Regions from separate parts of the Homo sapiens genome. Here regions 1 and 3 are each linked to region 2. A link is an interaction called in ENCODE POLR2A ChIA-PET data of the cell type or tissue named here. Cell type or tissue: MCF 10A. All regions are shown on one strand.

Region 1 (2,500 bases), 180 kb before region 2:
ACAGTTGTTATAATTATTACTTTTTTTTTTTAACATGTAACAATTAGCATTTTGTCAGAAGACCCTCAGAATAGCCTTTCTGCAGCTAAACCAAGAAAGCAACTTAGTTTGGGAGAAAGAAGAAAGATTTTGCAGTCAGACAGAGCTGCCCTAGTGAAGCACAGCTTCCTGGGATGAAGGTAAAGAGGGAGACAAAGGTAACTAAAGCACCTAGCAATGCACTAGGAGACAAGGTGCCAGGCAGCACCAGTGCAATGCCCCAGAAAACCTGGAAAGAGGTGTAAGATTGCCCTCTAGGGGCTCAACTTTGAAATCGTCACATAATCAATGGGAGAGGTAGTCACCGAACTATATACACTTAAAATTGAAGCACTGTGTTGTATGTAATTTATACACCAATAAAACTGAATTTTTTTTTTTTTTTAGTTACCTTAAAGCAAGTTCTACATAGAGAAAAGAAAAAGTAGGCAGGCCTGGTGGGGACTCCTGTGGCCAAGCTGGAGCACCAAGCCCATCTAAGGGGAGGGGTAGCCTCAATCCAGCAAGATGATACCCAGGGCTGCCAATCTCCTAGGTTTTAAACAGAAGGTGGAAATCCAGACTTCTGCATGAAATTCAATTTTTTACATACTGGCAACTAATTCACACTTTAAAAAATACTGTAAGCCAAACAGATCATATCTGTTGGCATATTTGATCTGCAGGACTTCCCAGTATTAACTGCCTTAAAGACACAGAGCAGCTCAAAGGCCAGATTGAAGACAATAAAGTAGCTAAAGCATGCACCTTTAAAAAGGGTGGTGGGAGCCCAGAAAGATATTGGCAGAGTCCATCCACGTGAGGGGTCCCTGGGCCCTAAAGATTCAATACCTTGCCCTGCCCAACAGTGAGTCAATCTGTGTCGCAGATCTGGATCCGTCTCACCAGGGCAAAACCAAGGACTCTGGCTCCAGTTTTCTGCTAACCATCTGACCTTGACTTAGCTTCCTAGGCAGGCCTGCCTTCAGGGAGGGAACACGCTGATCCTACACACCCAGGAAGGTTTCACCACAAAGAGGGCCACACCCTGAGCAAAAATCCAGAGCTGGCATCTGACTGCTGCACTGATCTCTGGGAGTGCGCCTGGGACACAGCTATCCCTGAGAGACAGCTGCATTCATAGGACTGACATGTTGGGTTTTGGTGCCTCTCCAGTCAGACCTATGGGAAATCCCAGGAAGATGCCGCCTTTAGCAAAGCTCTGATCCGACATCCATGGAGACTCTACCACCTAGAACACAGTAAGTACTTGATACACGTTAACCCTTCCCAAAGTCCCCCTTCCAAAAAAAGATGAGCAATTAAGCTTCTGTGGCACATGCTAACAGGACCACTCTCCTCTAGGATCACCTTAAAATGTGCCAGGCTCTGTACCTTTACGTGCTGTTCTCTCTGCTAGGCAAAGCGTCCTCACCCAACTCGCAGGACTCCTTGTCTGACAAGCCCTCCCCATTCCACGCCCAGGCAGAGCTGATCACACCTTGCTTTTGTCACAGCACGGAACCCTGGGCTCACCTCTATCACGGCATCAATCACGACATATATTTTTTTTAACATCTATCCCCTCCCACACTGAGAGCACCATAGAAGCAGGACAACGTTCAGCCCTGCATTCCCAGCACGCATTCCCAAGGCCACACTCAGTAGTTGGTTAAGGAATGAATCTATACTTCCTCTAATTCAAGCTTTAATTCATACACCCAACCACATCCTAGACTCTACTCACTGAAGCTCACAGGCCCTCAAACCCAACATGTGCCAACTGAAGGTATCATCTTCCCTCTCCCTCCACCCAAAAACATTTCCTCTTTTTCCTTTTCCCCCAACAAAATTCAATAAATTGCACCACCCCACAGCTGCTCATGTTCAAAACCTGGGCAAGGGCCAGGCACAGTGGCTCATGTCTGTAATCCCAGCACTTTGAGAGGCCGGCAAATCACCTGAGGTCAGGTGTTCAAGACCAGCCTGGCCAACATGGTGAAACGCTGTCTCCACTAAAAATACAAAAATTAGCCAGGCTTTTTTGGTGGCGGGCAACTGTAATCCCAGCTGCTCAGGAGGCTGAGGTAAGAGAATCACCTGAACCTGGGAAGCTGAGGTTGCAGTAAGCCAAGATCACGCCACTGCACTCTAGCCTGGAGGACAGAGTTAAGACTCCATCTAAAAAAAAAAAAAAAAAAAAAAAAAATGCCTGGGCAAGGGTGTGTCACTGTAGCTTTTCCCCTTATCCCCCAGATCCAGTCAGTCACCAAGCCCTTCAAGCCCATCACATCCACTCTACCTTCTAGCCTGTTCTCCTCCATTCCCAGCTCTGTCACCTCCACTTTGGTCACCATCAGCTCTTTCCTGGATTTCTGCATCAGCCTGAGAACCAGTCTTCTACCCAGCCCCAGTGTCAATCCATTCCCCAAGGGCAGGCAGAAAGACCTTTCTAAATTTAAATCTGATCTTGTCATTCCCT
Region 2 (2,500 bases):
CAGGGTGTGGTGGCATGCACCATAATTCCAGCTAGGCAGGAGGCTGAGGCAGAATTGCCTGAAACCACGAGGCGGAGGTTGCAGTGGGCTGAGATGGTGCCACTGCATTCCAGCCTGGGCAACAGAGTGGAACTCCATCTCAAAAAAAAAAACAAAAAACAAAAAAAAACTAGAAGAGAAGTAACCAAGACAGTAAGAAAATTTGAAACCATGTCACATAAAGATCAGTTGAAGGAGCTGAAATTATTTGGCCAAGACAGAGAGGGATCATGATCCCTGTCCCCTAACCTGTAAGAGCTGTCATGGCACAGAGACAGCCAACTTTTTCTGCATGGCCCCAACGGGCAGAGCCAGATCAATCAGTTAACTAAAGTAAGAAATTTCAGCTAAGCCTATGGAAATATTTCTTCAAATGTAGAGCCACATTAGGAGGTAGTGGCATTTAAAGTCCTATCTACCCCTAAGGGTCCATAATTTTTAAAATCAAACATTTGGGCCAGCGTGCGGCAGCTCACACCTATAATCCCAGCACTTTGGGAGGCCGCGGTGGGCAGATTACCTGAGGTCAGAAGTTCGAGACCAGCCTGGCCAACATGGTGAAACCCCATCTCTACTAAAAATACAAAAATTAGCCAGGCATGGTGGTGCGCACCTGTAATCCCAGCTACTTGGGAAGCTGAGGCAAGAGAATCGCTTGAACCCGGAGGTGGAGGTTGCAGTGAGCCAATCTAGCCTGGGCAAAAAGAGCGAAACTCCGTCTCAAAAAAAAAAAAAAAAAAAATCAAACATTTGTCATTACCTTAGTGTCTTACTGATTATTATTACCTCTGGTATCACAGCATCTCTCTTCACCCTGCTTAAAATGTCCTACCCAGGGCCAGGCACGGTGGCTTACACCTGTAATTACAGTACTTTGGGAGGCCAAGGTGGACAGATCACCTGAGGTCGGGAATCCGAGACCAGCCTGACCAACATGGAGAAACACTGTCTTTACTAAAAACACAAAATTAGCTGGGCATGGTGGCACATGCCTGTAATCCCAGCTACTTGGAAGACTGAGGAGAATCGCTTGAACCCGGGAGGTGGAGGTTGTGGTGAGCCGAGATAGCACCATTGCACTCCAGCCTGGGCAACAAGAGCGAAACTCCGTCTTAAAAAAAAAAAAAAAAAAAAAAGTCCTACCCAGCCAACCAATCAGTGAATGTTTTGCTGGGTTTGTGGGAGAAAAAGTGCCTGCTTGCTGGGCAATTAGTTTCAGTTTGCAGATCAGTGTCCTTGTAAACAAAAAAGGGCCCTAACTGAGGGGCAGGCAAGAGCTCTCAGCTAGATCTCCATGAAAGAAATTATTATTAATTCAAAAAGCATCTATAAGACCTATTCAATCAAATAATATATTATCAGTGGCATTAGTTCTTACAGGAACGTTGAAATTAAAAAATACTGTACAACCATCTTCTCAAATGCCAGGGAATCCAACTTTGCAAGCCAAACCAGTTGTCTCAAATTCAATTATAAGTTTTCCTTCTGCCAAAGAGATATGTTTTCTGTTTAAAGTAGACTGGAGCCCATGCTCCATACTTGATCAGATCACTGTAAAGTCAATTTAGCTGCTGAGAACTAGATATTGGCAATCTAGAGTGAATTCACAGAGAAGTACAAACTACCTAATATTTAAAACACAGGAAAGTTATCGAAATTGGACATCCTTCCAAGATTTTTTCACCCAAAGACCATCACAGACGTAAGTATAATGTTAGTTCATGAAAATTATTAAAAGCCTTGAACAACAGTTCAGATGACAAATATTACTCAATCCAGCTTTACTGCAGTGTATACTGAATTGGATTCTAAGCAACTCCAGTGAAAGTATTAGAGAATATAGTAAATAGATGATGGATTTAACAAAAATACTCTGTGCTGCTTCCTCTCTGCTTTTTAAAGTGAAGCCTAGAAGCAATCTAAGTGTCCATAAATAAGGGCTTGGTTAAATAAATTATGATACATTCTTACCCTGGAAAATGCAACTATTAAAAAGAATAAAGTAGACCCTAGATACCGATATTTTTTTTAAAAGTCCATGATACATAGTTAAGTGAATACCACAAGTTGCAAAACATGTATAGAATTATTCCATTTTGATTTTTTAAAATCTATTTTTAAATACCCTGTGTGTATGTTCATATATGCCCAGCAAAAACAGCTGAAAAAAGATCTGACAAATTGCTAACAGTAGTAACCTCTAGGGACTGACTGAAACTAGGAGGCAGTGAAGGAGTGACTTTCCCTTTTTCCTTTGTGGACTTCTGGTTGTTTATATTTTTTTGCCAGTAGGGGTTACCTTTGGGGTTGAAAAATAACAACACAAAAATAGTAAAAGTAAAATAACATGAATTACACAGATTTATTTATCAGATACTAACCAAAGTAAGTGATCTTTCTACTTAAATGCTACTGTATGCTTAAAACTCCAGAGAATCTAATTCATTCTTTTTCTATTATA
Region 3 (2,500 bases), 57 kb before region 2:
CACCCACCTCGGCCTCCCAAAGTGCTGGGATTACAGGCATGAGCCATCGCGCCTGGCCTGTATAATAGGTTTTTAAATAAAAATTGAAGACAATAAGAGAATTTCTTCTGTTTATAATGAACAACTTCTTCCCTAGCATACCAACAAAAAACAAATACCCCAAAATCTACTCATACTCAAGGGTGGTTGATTTAATCCTCCTTTTTGGTATAACACTAATTCTATTCCTCAGTTAAAACAAACAAACAAGCACACACACACACACACACACACACACACACACACACACAAAAAAAAAAAAAAAAAAAACAGGTCAGGCATGGTGGCTCCTGCCTGCAATCCCAGAACTTTGGGAGGCCAAGGCAGATGGATCACTTGAGCCCAGGAGTTGAAGACCAACCTGGGCAACATGGTAAAACCCTGTCTCTACAAAAAATAGGCAGGCGTGGTGGTGCATGCCTGTGGTCCCAGCTACTTGGGAGGCTGAGGTGGGAGGATCCATTGAGCCCAGGAGGTTGAGGCTGCAGCGAGCCATGATTGAGCCACATTGCACTCCAGGCTGGGTGACAGAGCGAGATCTTGTCTTAAAAAAAAAAAAAAAAAAAAAAAAACAGAAACAAAACCAAAAAACCAAAAAGAGATTCAACTAGTAGAGAGTTATTGAGCTGAATCTACGTGCCAGTCTAAGTGGACACAGGCACACACACACACACACACACACGTATGTGCACAATTTAGTTTTCTTCTTTTAAACTTTTTTTAATTTTTAATTTTTATGGATATATAATAGTCATATATATTTATAGGGGACATGTGGTTTTTATATAAGCATACAATGGGTAATGACCTTTGTGTTGGAAACATTCCAAATCTACTCTTCTAGCTTTTTGAAATATACAAAATATATTGTTAACTATAGTCACCTTATTGTGTTACCAAGCACTAGATCTTTATTCTTCTATCTAACTGTATTTTTGTACTAATTATCAGAAAAATCCTTCATGTTAGATATATTAATCCTATTTTACAGATAAAAGCAATGAGGTTCAGAGAGGTCAAACAGCTTAATAAAGGTCACATAGTTAGCCAGTGGCTGAACCAAGAACAGAATCCAAGTCTACCAATTTCAAATTCCGCTCCCTTTCTACTACACGTCATCACACTACTTGTCTACAATTTCCTTTCTCCCTTAACCCACTCACATATAATTTCTAGCAGAGCAGAACACAGAGCTGTTTGCTCAGAGTTCATCCACATCTTCTTGCAAAGTACACAGTCCTGCAACTTTCCATTTCTGTTCTAGTTTCATGTCAATTTAACTTCCTACTAAGAAATTCAGTGCTTAGGGCTATGTGGATTTAGAGCTCCTAAGCCTTCCTTATAAAGACTTCCTTTAAGTACAGGCTTTTAAACTACTTCTGTGATACACTACTTGTTCTGACAAATTGCCTGACATTCTGAAATAATATTTTATTTATTTTATTTATTTTTTTTTTTGAGACAGGGTCTCACTCTGTTGCCCAGGCTGGAGTGTAATAGTGCTATGTCAGCTCACTGCAACTTCCACCTCCCAGGTTCAAGCAATTCTCCCACCTCAGCCTCCCAAGCAGCTGGGATTACAGGCGCATGCCACCACATCCAGCTAATTTTTGTATTTTTAGTAGAGACAGGGTTTCACCATGTTGGCTAGGCTGGTCTTGAACTCCTGACCTCAGGTGATCCACCCACCTCAGCTTCCCAAAGTGCTGGGATTACAGGCGTGGGCCACCGCGCCCGGCCTTTATTTTTTAATAATATTTTTTAAAACTAAAAAAATGACTCTGTTGTGACCAATAGAAGTATAAATTTATCTCAGAAGTTTAATATGCCAAAGACAAACAAGAAATACAGCAAGTAAAGAAACAAAGACTGGAAGGAGCATGGAGGAAAACTTACTGGAAGAGAGGTCAAGAAACTGAGAGGCTGAAGTATTGTTAGGCTCATCTATAGATACTGCAATCATCTAAAATTATGGCAAGTGTAGTGCCAGAGATAACAGTGAGCCAAGTGTAAGAAATAAAGGCTGGTGCCCAGGAGTAGAAACAGCAACAAGGAGGTGTGACAGCATAGTCTGCTGCCATGAGCTTCAAAGGAGTTTTTAGGACGGAGGCTGGGAAGAACACTCTGAGAGCAGCAATGAAGAGTAAGAGAGATATCTATTGCAACTCCAGGTCCAGAAGTAAGAGTGTGAGACAGAAAACAACCATTACCTGCATGAGCTGCAGGGGAAGGAAGATCCTTCCAGATTTCACTTAGAAGAAGATGATAAAGGATTTTAGAAATCAACACACTTTGATGCTATGAGGATAATATAAAACCATGTGTTACCTCATTAAAAAAAGGAAAACTACTAAGGATAACAGAAGCTATCAGGTAGGCACACATAGAAAATAGTCCATATAGAACAGGGAAAAATAATACAGTCAGGTGCAACATGATGACATTTCCGTCAATGACGTAT

Evidence for each region. ChIA-PET counts read pairs that join two places held together with the same protein. Peaks named below come from ENCODE experiments on the same cell type or tissue, not always from the same donor. Only the 100,000 strongest peaks of a DNase experiment are listed, where the experiment ranks them.
Region 1: POLR2A ChIA-PET joins it to region 2 with 19 read pairs; 2 of 35 experiments call an interaction of 5 or more read pairs at or near these places.
Region 3: POLR2A ChIA-PET joins it to region 2 with 26 read pairs; 10 of 35 experiments call an interaction of 5 or more read pairs at or near these places.

Annotation. Positions count from the first base shown.
Region 1 is chr9:120,531,597-120,534,096 of GRCh38, forward strand. All of the region lies in intron 7 of CDK5RAP2 (CDK5 regulatory subunit associated protein 2), which reads right to left. Among named protein-coding and RNA genes, the nearest start is that of CDK5RAP2, 47 kb to the right of the region's middle. In MCF 10A, a CTCF peak has its summit at 293 (motif pointing left); DNase peaks (open chromatin) are centred at 285 and 1,055.
Region 2 is chr9:120,709,272-120,711,771 of GRCh38, forward strand. All of the region lies in intron 1 of MEGF9 (multiple EGF like domains 9), which reads right to left. Among named protein-coding and RNA genes, the nearest start is that of MEGF9, 3.9 kb to the right of the region's middle. In MCF 10A, no CTCF peak of the experiment used is centred here; a DNase peak (open chromatin) is centred at 1,230.
Region 3 is chr9:120,651,893-120,654,392 of GRCh38, forward strand. All of the region lies in intron 2 of MEGF9 (multiple EGF like domains 9), which reads right to left. Among named protein-coding and RNA genes, the nearest start is that of MEGF9, 61 kb to the right of the region's middle. In MCF 10A, no CTCF peak of the experiment used is centred here; no DNase peak of the experiment used is centred here.